Linked DNA regions of Homo sapiens: regions 1 and 2 are each linked to region 3. Evidence: read pairs that join two places in POLR2A ChIA-PET (ENCODE). Cell type or tissue: Panc1. All regions are shown on one strand.

What was found. ChIA-PET counts read pairs that join two places held together with the same protein. Peaks named below come from ENCODE experiments on the same cell type or tissue, not always from the same donor. Only the 100,000 strongest peaks of a DNase experiment are listed, where the experiment ranks them.
Region 1: POLR2A ChIA-PET joins it to region 3 with 8 read pairs; 6 of 35 experiments call an interaction of 5 or more read pairs at or near these places.
Region 2: POLR2A ChIA-PET joins it to region 3 with 5 read pairs; 3 of 35 experiments call an interaction of 5 or more read pairs at or near these places.

The regions. Positions count from the first base shown.
Region 1 is chr16:10,435,899-10,440,898 of GRCh38, forward strand. It overlaps ATF7IP2 (activating transcription factor 7 interacting protein 2), which reads left to right. Exons shown (of 14, transcript NM_001393719.1): 7 at 2,203-2,337; 8 at 4,466-4,564. It overlaps LOC107984877 (a long non-coding RNA gene), which reads right to left. Exons shown (of 2, transcript XR_007064983.1): 2 at 4,847-5,000. Among named protein-coding and RNA genes, the nearest start is that of ATF7IP2, 52 kb to the left of the region's middle. In Panc1, no CTCF peak of the experiment used is centred here; no DNase peak of the experiment used is centred here.
Region 2 is chr16:10,413,059-10,418,058 of GRCh38, forward strand. ATF7IP2 (activating transcription factor 7 interacting protein 2) reads left to right here. Exons shown (of 14, transcript NM_001393719.1): 2 at 1,516-1,554. Among named protein-coding and RNA genes, the nearest start is that of ATF7IP2, 29 kb to the left of the region's middle. In Panc1, no CTCF peak of the experiment used is centred here; no DNase peak of the experiment used is centred here.
Region 3 is chr16:10,320,388-10,325,387 of GRCh38, forward strand. No RefSeq gene overlaps it. Among named protein-coding and RNA genes, the nearest start is that of ATF7IP2, 63 kb to the right of the region's middle. RefSeq lists a cis regulatory region at 2,755-3,076. In Panc1, no CTCF peak of the experiment used is centred here; no DNase peak of the experiment used is centred here; H3K27ac peaks cover 3,632 bases.

The sequences.
Region 1 (5,000 bases), 120 kb after region 3:
TTAGAGAAACACTGTACAAAACAGTGTTTCCACGTTCAAAAGATTTAGATTTGTTTCTCCAAGATTCATGTGGGTATGAGCTTCACATATTGAACCCAGCCAGTGAACTAACAAACATGTGATGATCCATAGAAACCACACGAGTAATAGGTAATGGTCATCGGTAAAAATAATAGTATTGGCCGGGCGTGGTGGCTCACGCTTATAATCCTAGCACTTTGGGAGGCCAAGTTGGGTGGATCACTTGAGGTCAGGAGTTCAAGACCAGCCTGGCCAACAATGGTGAAACCCTGTCTCGGCTAAAAATATAAAAATTAGCTGGACATGGTGGAGCATGCCTGTAGGCTCAGCTACTAGGAAGGCTGAGGCAGGAAAATCACTTAAACATGGTGGGTGAAGATTGCAGTGAGCCGGGATCACGCTGCTGCACTGCAGCCTGAGCAACAGAGCGAGACTCTGTCCCAAAAAATATAATAGTATGTGTTACTGAGCCTTTTTTTTTTAAATAATACATTTTGAGCACATTCATTTGCTCACATGTTTAAAAGTTATGAAAGTAAAAATGACAATCATGTCTAATGTAGAGAAACCATGGAAGAAATGTTAGTGAAGCATTAGAGAAGAGATCAAGTAGACAATGTTGAAGAGTGAGAACACTTGGAAACAGGAAGGAAGAGCCTTGGGAATGATCAAAATTAAAGAATATAATCATCCAGGTGATATCAATATAAGAGTTTAACGTAGGAACTATGTGTTCTATTTTGAGCATCATGAAGCAAGATACTGGAGGAAAAAATATATAAATATTATAAATACCTTAAATGTATCATAACAGGTCATATTAACAAAGACTACTTACACTGTGGTGAAAATTGCTTACCAGGAGGATACACACTGAGTGAAAAACTACAGTGAATGTTTCTGAATGTATGGCTCAGCAGAGCTGCTCATATCAGTGGGCATTGAAATTAATTATTCTCCCTGAAAATGGGCCAGTCTGTTTTCAAAAAAAAAAGATAAGTTCATTAATTTTTCATATTACAGCTACTACGATTTGTTAGAATGGCATGCATTATGGCAGATAACATTGGTAACTACATAATTGTCCTTGGCTATTTTTCCCATTTTTTTTTTTTTTTTGAGACGGAGTCTCGCTCAATCACCCAGGCCTGGAGTACAGTGGTGTGATCTCGGCTCACTGCAACCTCCACCTCCTGGATTCAAGCAGTTCTCCTGTCTCAGCCTCCAGAGTAGCTGAGACTATGTTGCCTGCCACCATGCCTGGCTAATTTTTGTATTTTTAGTAGAGTCGGGGTTTCACCATGTTGGTCAGGCTGGTCTTCAACTCCTGACCTCGTGATCTGCCCACCTCGGCCTCCCAGAGTGTTGGGATTACAGGCGTGAGCCACTGCACCCGGCTGGCTTCTTTCAGTTTTAGCACCGTGCTCTAACTAGCTGAGCTAACCAACTGATTGATATTATTTCAATTTTAACAATAAGAAAGCCACCCCCTAAAACAATTATGGAAGTAATGGTGATTATCTTACATATTTACTTCTTTCATATCAATTCAGTGTTTTTTATTTTATGGTGCTCTTTTGCGTATTACCTTATGTTCCTATAAAAATCCTTTGAGTATCACTTGTTCAACATTTATTATATTATCTACTCATTTGTCAACAAGGAAAATGAAGCTCAAAAATAATGTGACTGACTAAAGGGTCAAGTAGCTTATTAGTGGTAATGTCAAGTCTCACACTTGTGTAATTTGTTCTATATCTACTACAGACCAACCAACCATTTTCATCAGGTGCTGGTTTTCAGATAAGTAGAGTTCCTTTATATGGAATACTAACTAGGAGTTATGGATATTAAAAAATATAAATGGCATATAGTCTTTTAATTGTTTCTATAATGTATAGTATGGAATTCAAGTGGAACTATAGGAAACTAAAGTTAGCATTATGAGAATAAATTTAATTTCTAACATGTCCAGTATACTTAAATATTGGATGTGTTCTGAGTTTAATATTCAAGTTTTGAAAAACTTACTGGTATAGTTATATAAACATACAAATATAAATAAACTATATTTAATTGGTTACAGTAAATCTGGAAAAGAGCAAGGCTTTTTAAGTAGAAAGTAAAATTGCTTTTAAATTTGAAACGTAGGGTGTTTTGGTTTTTATTTTAAAATTCTAGGTCAGACATTTGATTCAGCAGGAGATCTATAGCATAAATTATGAACTATTTGATAAGAAACTGAAAGAATTGAACCAACGCATTGGGAAGACAGAGTGCAGAAATAAGCATGAAGGAATAGCTGATAAACTTTTGGTAAGTTTTGATTTCATTTGAGTCTTTTTTAGGGGAGTAGGGGGTGTTGTTGCTCTGTTGCTCAGGCTGCAGTACGGTGGCTCACTGCAGCCTCTGCCTTCTGAGCTCAAGCAATCCTACCACCTCAGTCTCCAGAGTAGCTGAGACTACAGGTGCACACCACCATACCCTGCTAATTTTTGGGTTTTTTTTTTTTTTTTAGAGATGAGGTTTCACCATGTTGCCCATGCTTCCCTCAAACTCCTGAGCTCAAGTGATTCTCTAGCCTCAGCCTCCCAAAGTGCTGGGACTACAGGCGTGCGTCACCACACCTGGCCCATGTGAGTCCTTTTAAAAAGAAGAATTTGGTGATATTTTTCATATTAGCAAAGGAAAACAATAAGGGAAGACATACCTGATTCCTGGCCATTAGCCTAATGTGAGAACATATCATAGGCAATGTAATTTACTATAGCTTAGCAATATCGGCTTTTGAGAAATACTCAGAACTGTTAGGCATTCTGTGTCAATTGACAGGCTTAATACTTAGGCAGCTTCGGCCAGGCGCGATGGCTCATGCCTGTAATCCCAGCACTTTGGGAGGCCAAGGTGGGCGGATCACAAGGTCAAGAGATCGAGACCGTCCTGGGCAACATAGTGAAACCCAATCTCTCCTAAAAATACAAAAATTAGTTGGGCATGGTGGCGTGTGCCTGTAGTCCCAGCTACTCAGGAGGCTGAGGCAGGAGAATTGCTTGAACCAAGGAGGCAGATATTGCAGTGAGCAGAGATTGCACCACTGCACTCCAGTCTGCCGACAGCGAGACTCCATCTCAAAAAAAAAAAAAAAAAATAGGCAGTTTCTTTTAAACCTAAATATATCCTTTATTAGAACTTGTACAACCTGTTTCAAGCCTTTTTGGACTTTTTGTTTTCCTCTTCTAGTATTACTTGCTGATTGATGTTTTTAACCACATTAATTTTATTGTAGACCAATTAGAAGTTTGAGTTTTTTGTTTTGTTTCGTTTGTTTGAGATGGAGTCTCGCTCTGTCGCCCAGGCTGGAGTGCAGTGGCGCGATCTCGGCTCACTGCAAGCTCTGCCTCAGGGTTCACACCATTCACCTGCCTCAGCCTACTGTAGTCCCAGTAGCTGGGACTACAGGCGCCCGCCACCGTGCCCGGCTAATTTTTTGTATTTTTAGTAGAGACGGGTTTCACTGTATTAGCGTTGATGGTCTCAATCTCCTGACCTCATGATCCGCCTGCCTCGGCTTCCCAAAGTGCTGGGATTATAGGCGTGAGCCACCGCCCCCAGCCTTTTTTTTTTTTTTTTTTTTAAACAGTCTCACTCTGTCGCCTAGGCTGGAGTGCAGTCGTGTGATCTCAGCTCACTGCAACCTCTGCCTCCCAGGTTCAAGCGAGTCTCCTGCCTCAGCCTCCCGAGTAGCTGGGATTACAGGCGCCTGCCACTACACCCAGCTAATTTTTTGTGTTCTTAGTAGAGATGGGGTTTCTCCATGTTGGTCAGGCTGGTCTCAAACTCCTGACCTCAAGTGATCTGCCCGCCTCGGCTTCCCAAAGTGCTGGAATTACAGGCGTGAGCCACTGCGCCCGGCCGAAGTTTGAGATTTTTATCTTCCTTACCTTTAATATTATACAAGCATAGGCTGGGCACGGTGGCTCACGCCTGTAATCCCAGCACTTTGGGAGGCAGAGGCAGGTGGATGCTGGGGTCAGGAGTTCAAACCAGCCTGACCAACATGGAGAAACCCCGTCACTACTAAAAATACAAAATTAGCCAGGTATGGTGGCGCATGCCTGTAATCCTAGCTACTTGGGAGGCTGAGGCAGGAGAATCGCTTGAACCCGGGAGGCAGAGGTTGCAGTGAGTCGAGATCGCACCATTGCACGCCAGCATGGGCAACAAGAGCGAAACTCCATCTCAAAAAAAAATTTTTTTTATTTATATATATGTATATGTTATACAAGCATAAAATGTGATTTCAAGCTTTTGCATATATTAGAATTTTTCATTTGGGTAGATGTCTAGGTCTTACAAAACTACTTTGGCAAATAATTTACCCTCTATCTCTATGTGATATATAGTACTCTGGCTTAGTATTTATTTTTTTCTCTTTTTCTTCTAGGCAAAAATAGCAAAACTTCAAAGACGTATTAAAACAGTATTATTATTTCAAAGGAATTGTTTGAAACCAAACATGTTATCCAGTAATGGAGCCTCTAAGGTTTGTATAAACACACAGGAATTGTAATCATCTATTTGACTCATATAAGTGGTTTGATTAGAAGAAATGAATATATTTCCAGGCTAGGACAGAAGGTGTAAAGGTAAGTAAGTTTTTACTTAGAGTGTTCCCATGCATCTGTCTCTGGAAAAGACACCCTTAGGTAGTACATGCCACTTGTATTTCTGTAGTAAAGGGAGTAGAAAGAGGATTGGTGATTGCCAAGATTGGCTTCCCCCACCCCCATTTTATCATGAAAAGTATCAAATATATACAGCAAAGTTGAAATTATGTGTTTTTAATTATAGTTTAAGTTCTGGGGTACATGAGCAAAATGTGCAGTTGCATTACATAGGTATACACGTGTCATGGTGGTTTGTCAGACCCATCAACCTGTCATCTACATTAGGTATTTCTCCTAATGCTATCCCTCCCC
Region 2 (5,000 bases), 93 kb after region 3:
GTTAGGTGAGTCTCTTCAAGGCAGGAGATAGTTGGTTTGTGAATTCGTATCCATTCTGCAAATTCATGTCTTTTAAGTGGAGCATTTAGGCCATTTACATTTAATGTTAATGATATGGTTTGGCTGTGTCCGTACTCAAATCTCAACTTGCATTGTATCTCCCAGAATTTCTATGTGTTGTGGGAGGGACCCAGGGGGAGGTAATTGAAACATGGGGACCAGTCTTTCTCATGCTATTCTCGTGATAGTGAATAAGTCTCATGAGATTTGATGGGTTTATCAGGGGTTTCCGCTTTTGCTGCTTCCTCATTTTTCTCTTGCCACTGCCATGTCAGAAGTGCATTTTGCCTCCCGCCATGGTTCTGAGACATCCCCAGCCATGTGGAACTGTAAGTCCAATTAAACCTCTTTTTCTTCCCAATCTCAGGTATGTCTTTATCACCAGCATGAAAATGGACTAATACAGTTAGTGTTTAGTTGTGAGGTACTATTCTGTTCATCATGCTGTTTGTTGCCTTTATACCTTGGTTTTTTGTTTGTTTGTTTATTGTATTTTTGCTTTATAGGTCCTATGAGATTTATGCTTTAAAGAGGTTCTGTTTTGATGTGTTTCCGAGATTTGTTTCAAGATTTAGAGCTCCTTATAGCAGTTTTTACAGTGTTAGCTTGGTAGTGATGAATTCACTCATCATTTGTTTGTCTGAAAAAGACTGTATGTTTCCTTAATTTATGAAGCTTAGTTTCACTGGATACAAAACTCTTAGCTGATAATTGTTTTGTTAAGCAGGCTGAAGATAGGGCCCCAAATCCTTCAAGCTAGGAGGGTTTGCCGAGAAATCTGCTGTTTATGTGATAGGTTTTCCTTTATAGATTACCTGATGCTTTTGCCTTACAGCTCATAAGATAGGTTTTCCTTTATAGATTACCTGGTGCTTTTGCCTTGTAGCTGATAAGATTCTTTCCTTCATCTTAACTTTAGATAATCTGATGCCAGTGTGCCTAGGTGATGCTCTTTTTGCAGTGAATTTCCCAGGTGTTCTTTGAGCTTACTGTATTTGGATATCTAGGTTTTTAACAAGGCCCGGGAAGTTTTCCTTGACTATTCTCCCAAATACGTTTTCTAAACTTTTCGCTTTCTCTTCTTCCTCAGGAATGCTGATTATTCTTAGGTTTGGTTGTTTAACATAATCTCAGACTTCTTGGAGGCTTTGTTCATATTTTCTTATTCTTTTTTCTTTGTCTTTGTTGGATTAATTAAAAAGCCTTGTCAAGCTCTAAAGTTCTCTTCTGCTTGGTCAGTTTTGTTGCTGAGACTTTCTAGAGCATTTTGCATTTCTATAAATGTGTCCATTATTTCCTGAAGTTTTGATTGTTTTTTATTTATGCTATCTATTTCACTGAAGATTTCTCCCCTTATTTCTTGTATGATTTTTTTGATTTCCTTAAATTAGGCTTCACCTTTCTCTGGTGCCTCCTTGATTAGCTTAATAACTGACCGTCTGAATTCTTTTTCAGGTAAATCAGGGATTTCTTCTTGGTTTGGATCCACTGCTGGTGAGCTAGTGTGATTGTGTGTGTGTGTGTGTGTGTGTGTGTGTGTGTGTTTGGGCGGGGGGGTGGGGGATGTTAAGGAACCTTGTTTTGTCATATTACCAGAGTTGGTTTTCTGGTTCCTTCCCATTTGGGTAGGCTCTGTCAGAGGAAAGGTTTAGGGATCAAGACTGTTGTTCAGATTCTTTTGTCCCACGGGATGTTCCCTTGATGCAGTACTCTTCCCCTTTTCCTAGGAATGTGGCTTTCTGAGAGCTGAGCTGTAGTGATTGTTATCTCTCTTTAAAATTAAATACCTAGTAACTAACCGAAGATGTGAAAGATACCTACAATGAAGACTGTAAAACACTGATGAAAGAAATTGAAGAGGACACAAAAAAATTAAAAGATACTTCATGTTTGTGGATTAGAAAAATCGATATTGTTAAAATGTTCATACTGCTTAAAGCAGTCTGCAGATTCAGTGCAGTCCCTATCAAAGCATCGATGACATTCTTCACAGAAATAGAGAAAACAATCCTAAAATTAATATGGAACCACAGAAGACTGAGAATAGCCAACACTATTCTGAACAAAAGGAAGAAAACTGAAGGAATCACATTACCTTACTTGAAGTTATACTGCAGAGCTATAGTAACTAAAACAGCATGGTACTAGCATAAAAACAGACCAAACAGTAGAACAGAATAGATATCCCGGAAACAAATCCATATACCTACAGCGGGTGAACTCATGTTTGACAAAGATGTCAAGAACAAACATTTGCGAGAAGACAGTCTCTTCAATAAATGGTGCTGGGAAAACTGGCTATTCACATACAGAAGAATGAAATTAGATCTGTTATCTCTCACTATATATAAAAAGGCAAAATGGATTGCTTAAATCTAAGACCCCAAACTATGAAACTGCTAGAAGAAATCATTGGGGAAACTCTCTAGGACATTGTTCTGGGCAAAAGAATTTTCATAAGCCTTGGTAATCAAATGAAAAATGGACAAATTGGATCACTTCAAGTTAAGCTTCTGCACAGCAAAGGAAACAATCTACAAAGTAAAGAGACAAGGCACAGAATGGGAGAAAATATTTGTAAACTACATGTTTGACATGGCATTAATAACCAGAATATAAGAAGCTCATACGACTCTGTAGGAAAGAATCTAATAATCCAATTATACAATGGTAATACCTGAATAGACATTTCTCAAAAGGAGAGATACAAATGGAAAACAGGCATGTGAATAGCTACCTAATGTCATTGATCATCAACAAAATGCAAATCAAAGCTACAGTGAGATATCACACCTCATTTAAAATAGCTCTTATTCAAAAGACAGGTAATATGAAATGCAGGTGAGGATGTGTAGAAAGGGAATCCTTGTACATTGTTGGTGGGGATGTAAATTTGTACAACCAGTATGGAGACCAGTTTGGAGGTTCCTTAAAAAACTAAAAATAGAGCTACCATGCAATCCAGCGATCCAGGTGCTGAATATATACCCAAATGAAAGGAAATCAGTATATCAAAGGGATATCTGCAATTCCATGTTTGTTGCAGCACTGTTCACAATAGCCAAGATTTGGAAGCAACCTAAGTGCTCATCAGCAGATAAATGGATAAAGAAAATGTGGTACATATACACAATAGAATACTATTCAGCCATGCAAAAGAATGAGATCTGTCATTTGCAACAATGTGGATGGCTCTAGAGGTCATTATCTTCAGTGAAATAAGCCAGGCACAGAAAGGCACACTTATGTTCTCACTTATTTGTGGGAGCTAAAAATTAAAACATTTGAATTTGTGGTGAGAATAGAAGGATGGTTACCATAGGCTGGGAAAGGTATTTTGTGTTGGGGAAGAAGGTGGGGGTGGTTAATGGGTATAAAAAGTAGTTAGAATGGGCCAGGCACAGTGGCTTACACCTGTAATCCTAGCACTTTGGGAGGCCGAGGCAGGTGGATCACCTGAGGCCAGGAGTTCAAGACCAGCCTGGCCAACATGGCGAAACTGCCTCTCTACTAAAAAACACAAAAGTTAGCCTGGTGTGGTAGTGATGGGCACCTGTAATCCCTGCTACTCAGGAGGCAGAGGCAGCAGAATCACATGAACCCAGTAGGCGGAGGTTGCATTGAGCCAAGATCACACCACTGCACTCCAGCCTGGGCAACAGAGCAAGACTCTGTCTCAAAAAAAAGTAGTTAGAATGAATTAAGACCTAGTTAACCTAGTATTTAATTGCACAACTGGGTGACTATAGTCATCAATAATTTAGTTATACATTTAAAAATAACTAAGACTATAATTGGATTGTTTGTAACACAAAGGATAAATGCTTCAGGGGATAGATACCCCATTTACCAATGTGATTATTATGCATTGCATTTCTGTATCAAATTATCTTATGTACGCACAGAAGTTACAAATTAAAACTGGAAATGAAACCTCATGAAAGTATAAGAATCAGAGGTCATATAAAACAATCACATAAAGGAAGAGAAAGGAATCAAATGGCAACACAGTGTAATTCCATTATACCACAAAGACGAGGAAAACAAGGAAAGAATTTATACAACAACTAGGTAATAATCGATAATGTGACAGGATCAAAACCTCTCATATTAATATTAACATGGAACCTGAATGGATGAAATGCTCCACTGAAAAGAGAGGTTGATGGAATGGATTTTCAAAACCCATCAACCACGTATATGCTGCTTACCAGAAATGTGTCTTACATGGTAAGACACATTTAGACTCAAGTTGAAGGGGTAGAAAAAGATATTCTGTGCAATGGAAACCAAAATTGAGCAGGAGCAGCTAGACATATCTCACATACAATTAGCTTTAAATCAAAAGCAGTAAAGAAAGACAAACATGATCATTATTTAATGATAAAGGGATCAATTCAACAAGAGGATATAACAATCCTAAATATGCATGCACTGAACACTGGGCCACCCAGATTCATTAAATATTACTATAGTTAAAGAAAGAGATAGATAGCTGAACAATAATGGTAGGGAACAACACCACACTCATACTAGACAGAAATTGATAATCTGGTCCTAAAATTTATATGGAAATTCAAGGGACCCACAATAGCCAAAACAGTCTTCTCCAAGAATAACAAAGTTGGAGGACTTAACACATCCTGAATTCCAAACTTCTCACAAATGACAGTAATCAAGATAATGTGGTACAGACCTATACACAAATGGAATAGAATCGTGAACCCAGAAATACACCTTCTCATTTAAAGTCAATTTGTTTTTTATGAGGGTGTCATAAAAAAGGTAAGTAATGGTGTTTTAAAATTGTGCTGGAACAATTGGATGTCCACGTCGGTCGTGGAGACCCTAACCCAGTGGCACTAGAGGAATTAAAGACACACACACAGAAATATAGAGTGCGGAGTGGGAATCAGGGGGCTGACAGCCTTCAAAGCTGA
Region 3 (5,000 bases):
TACTCAGGAGGCTGAGGCAGGAGAATCACTTGAACCCAGGAGGCCGAGGTTGCAGTGAGCCAAGATCACACCACTATACTCCAGCCTGGGCAACAAAGCAAGATACCATCTCAAAAAAACAAGAAAAGAAAAATCACTTTATATATATATATTTATATATATTTATATATATTTATATATATATTTATATATATTTATATATATTTATATATATTTATATATATTTATATATATATTTATATATATTTATATATATATAATTTTTATATATTTATATATATAATTTTTATATATATTTATATATATTATTTATATATATAATTTATATATATTTATATCTATAATTTATATATATATTTATATCTATAATTTATATATATATTTATATATATAATTTTTATATATATTTATATATATTTATATATTTTATATATATATTTGTGTATATTTTTATATATTTTTTATATATATTTATGTATATATTTATATATATATTTATATATATTTATATTTATATATATATATTTATATATATTTATATATATATTTATATATATATTTATTTATATATATTTATATATATTTATATATATTTATATATATTTATATATATATTTATATATATTTATATATATTTATATATATTTATATATATTTATATATATATTTATATATATTTATATATATTTATATATATTTATATATATTTATATATATTTATATATATATTTATATATATTTATATATTTATATATATTTATATATATTTATATATTTATATATTTATATATATTTATATATATTTATATATTTATATATATTTATATATATGTATATATATGTATATATATTTATATATATGTATATATATTTATATATATGTATATATATTTATATATATATTTATATATATATTTATATATATTTACATATATTTATTTACATATATTTATATATATTTACATATATTTACATATATTTTTATATATTTACATATATTTATATATATTTACATATATTTACATATATATTTACATATATTTTTATATATTTTATATATATTTATATATATATTTTTATATATTTTTATATATATATTTTTATATTTTTATATATATATATATATATATATGTATGTATGTATATTTGAGACAGGGTCTCGCTCTATTGCCCAGGCTGGAGTGCAGAGTGGCATGAGCTTGACTAAGTGCAGCCTCACCCTCCTGGGCTCAAGTGATCCTCTCACCTTAGCCTCCTGAGTAGCTGGGACTGTAGGCAACGCACCATCATGCCTGGCTAATTTTGTTCATTTTTTGTAGAGACAGGGTCTCACTATGTTGCCTAGGCTGGTCTCAAATTCCTGGCCCCAAGTGATCCTCCCACCTTGGCCTCCCAAAGTTCTGGGATTGCAAGACTGAGCCACTACGCTCAGCCTTAGCTTTGTTATTAATTTGGAAGGCTTTTACATCTGTTTCCCAACTGATGGGAGTAAAGACATGCCCTTGCTATGTAGGTCTAAGAAGCAGCTGCAGACATGGCTTACATACCCCCAGCCCCCATTCCTTCCTCTCTCAGTTGCTCTTCCTTGAACCATACCTGCCCCCCCCCTCCAACGTCCTCTTCTCTCTGCCCAAGGGCTGGCGTCTTGGTTGTTTTCTCTTTTAAGCCAGGCTCTAAGTGTTTACTTCTCTTGTTCTATAATGATTTCTCCCTTTCCCAGAGACATGTGACATTTTTCAGCTCCTTATTCTTTTTTCCAAGGGCCTTTATCTGCTCCACTCCCATCTCACCAAGGCCAACCACATTTGTTATCCTCAGAGGCATGCTTTTTATCCATTTTACCCTGTGCACAGCAGCTGGCCCCTACATAAATGAGCTACATTCTCAGCAGCTTTAAGGAAAGAAACTTGAAAGAAGGGGGAACCAAGAAGATATAAAGTTGGGCACCCCTTCTAATAAGGCTTCGAAAGCAGGGGTCACATGGAAAGGCAAGGACTTTCTTTTTTTTTTCTGAGATGGAGTCTCACTCTGTCACCAGAACGCAATGGCCTGATCTCAGCTGACTGCAACCTCCGCCTCCCAGGTTCAAGCAATTCTCCTGCCTCAGCCTCCCAAGTAGCTGGGACTATAGGCACGCACTACCACACCGAGCTAATTTTTGTATTTTTAGTAGACATGGGTTTTCGCCATGTTGGCCAGGCTGGTCTCAAACTCCTGACCTCAAGTGGTCCACCCGCCTCGGCCTCCCAAAGTGCTGGGATTATAGGCATAAGCCACCACTCCCAGCCGACTCTGTCTTTAAAAAAAAAAAAAAATCCGTATTCCTTTTCGTGTTTTTATGGGTCATGGGGTTGTCAGAAAAAGGAAAATTCAAAAGAAACTGTTAACAGTGACCCACAATAGCTACAGTTAGGCACATGGTTTATAAACCTATGACTATATGGCCGGGTGCAGTGGCTCATGCCTGTCATCCCAGCACTTTGGGAGGCCAAGGTGGGTGCATCACTTGAGGTCAGGAGTTCAAGACCAACGTGCCCAACATGGTGAAACCCCGTCTCTACTGAAAAATAGAAAAATTAGCTGGGTGAGGTAATGGGTGCCTGTAATCCCAGCTACTGCAACAGCTGAAGCAGGAGAATTGCCTGAACCTGGGAGAAGGAGGTTGCAGTAAGCCGAGATCATGCCACTGCATTGCAGCCTGGGCAACCAAGCGAGACTCCGTCACAAAACAACAACAACAAAAAAAACCCTATGCCTATAAACTAAAGCTGACCTCTTGCCTGTGTGCCTGTGTAACTGGAGCTTGTTAAACATTTCACTGACAGGTACTGGGTATAAACTTGTTTATCTGAGGTAGAACAAAGACAGGCTGGAATCAGCCACCCTCCACCAGGCCCTAAGATGCCTAACCTTTCTCCTGACCCGCTCAACTGCTCTTTTACCTTATCTTATGTATACAGTCACGGAGCACCAATGAGAATCACAAAAATGTAACCCTTGCTTCTCTCCCCTCTTCTCCTACCTTCTGTGCCACACACATCCTCCTGTTTGAAAATGTGTATATACTGTGCCTTGCACAACCTACATTGGGACAGATTCTTGGTCTATATTGAGTATGTGTTCCCAGGCTTCAGTCCTCCAACTTGACTCAGAGTAAATCTAACCGTGATTTCTCTAAGTGCTAGCACTTGTAATTTCACTTTTTGGTTGGCAGGGTCACAGATTTTTTTCTCTCCTCCCTAAAGCTCTTCCCCTGGTCCACCCATCTTTTTTTACCTGCAGGTATATTTGCACAGAGAAACCAGAACTAACAAAAATCTACAGTTATGACCATTATCAATACCCAGTTTCGGAAAGTTTCTGTGGAAACTCCCTATGATCAGACAAAAATATTGGCCTGTGCATAGGAATTCAGTAGTGGCCATTTCAAAAGCAAAGTCTATAGAAAGATGTTAAAATGAAAATAAATACACTAGCCAAAAAAAAAAAAAAAAAAAAAAACCCCAGCTCAGCCAGGCGAGGTGGCTCATGCCTGTAATCCCAGCAATTCGGAAGGCTGAGGCAAGAGGATCACCTGAAGTCAGGAGTTCGAGACCAGCCTAGCCAACATGGTGAAATCCCGTCTCTACTAAAAATACAAAAATTAGCCAGGCATGGTGGTGTGTGCCTGTAATCCCAGCTACTTGGGAGGCTGAGGCAGAAGAATTGCTTGAACCCAGGAGGTGGAGCTTGCAATGAGCCAAGATCGTGCCATTTGCACTCCAGCCTGGCAACAAGAATGAAACTCCATCTCAAAAAAAAGAAAGAAAAGAAAAAGAAAGAAAAGAAAAAAAAAATAGGCTGAATTGCAAATACAACAAAGACAAGTGGAAATTTATAGCCCAGAAACAGGGTAGGGATCCATGAGTGGAAAATTAGCTAAAGGAAACATTAGTGGTAAGAGAAGAGGATTCTGGCTAAATGGACCTAACAGGACTCTTGCTGCAGGTAAGCCAGGGTGATCTGGAATGTGATCAGATATCCAGGGTTGAGGATTCTGGCTAAACTGACTTAGCAGGATTCTTGCTAAAATTGGGCGATACAAAAAAAAAAAAAACACCATGGAAGTCCAAGAGTTGAGACCTAACTGGGAAGAGGATTTCGATGAATCTCCCTAAAGCTTGGTCAAGGGGAGGCTCTTTGTCAATCCTTAAGACAACTACTCTAGCCAACCACAGTGGCTCATGCCTGTAATCTCAGCACTTAAGGAGGTCGAGGCGGGTGGATCATTTGAGGTCAGTGGTTTGAGAACAGCCTGGCCAACATGGTGAAACCCCATCTCCACTAAAAATACAGAAGTTAGCTGGATATAAAAGTGTTATTCTCTTTTATAAATGAGAACATTGAGGGGTACAGAGGGCTACTAGCTGTGGCATTCAGTATACCATGCTTAGCCAGGAGATTTTATGGAGGGAATGGTGGGTGTAGGTCAATCTGCCATACATGCAGCCACTTCTTCTCAATCAGTGGTCACTTAATCCTCTCCTTGTACCTCAACTTCATTTAGAGGATAATTAACTACCGTAGGAGTGAAAAGGTAATAAGTTATCCTCACCCATTACAAGGGTCATTGCCAACACTCCTACAACAAAAGACAGATTAATAAGAGAAAAACATAACAAATGAATTTAACAAAATTTTGCATGACACGAGAGCCTTCAGAAACAAAGACCCAGAGGAAACTGTATTTTTATGCTGAGATTCACTGGAAAATGAACAGTTGTGTACAAAGATGATTTGACAAGAAGAGTATGATCTACTGTTAATAAACTGGGGGTGGTGCAGGGCCTCTGGGCATAGAGCAGGATCTCTCTGGAATTGTCACCAGAAAGGGGTTCCTTTCCAGACCCCAAGAGAGGGTTCTTGGATTTCACTCAAGAAAGAATTTAGGGCGAGTCCATAGAGTAAAGTGAAAGCAAGTTTACTGGAAAATTTAAAAAAATAAACAAATGGTCCAGGCA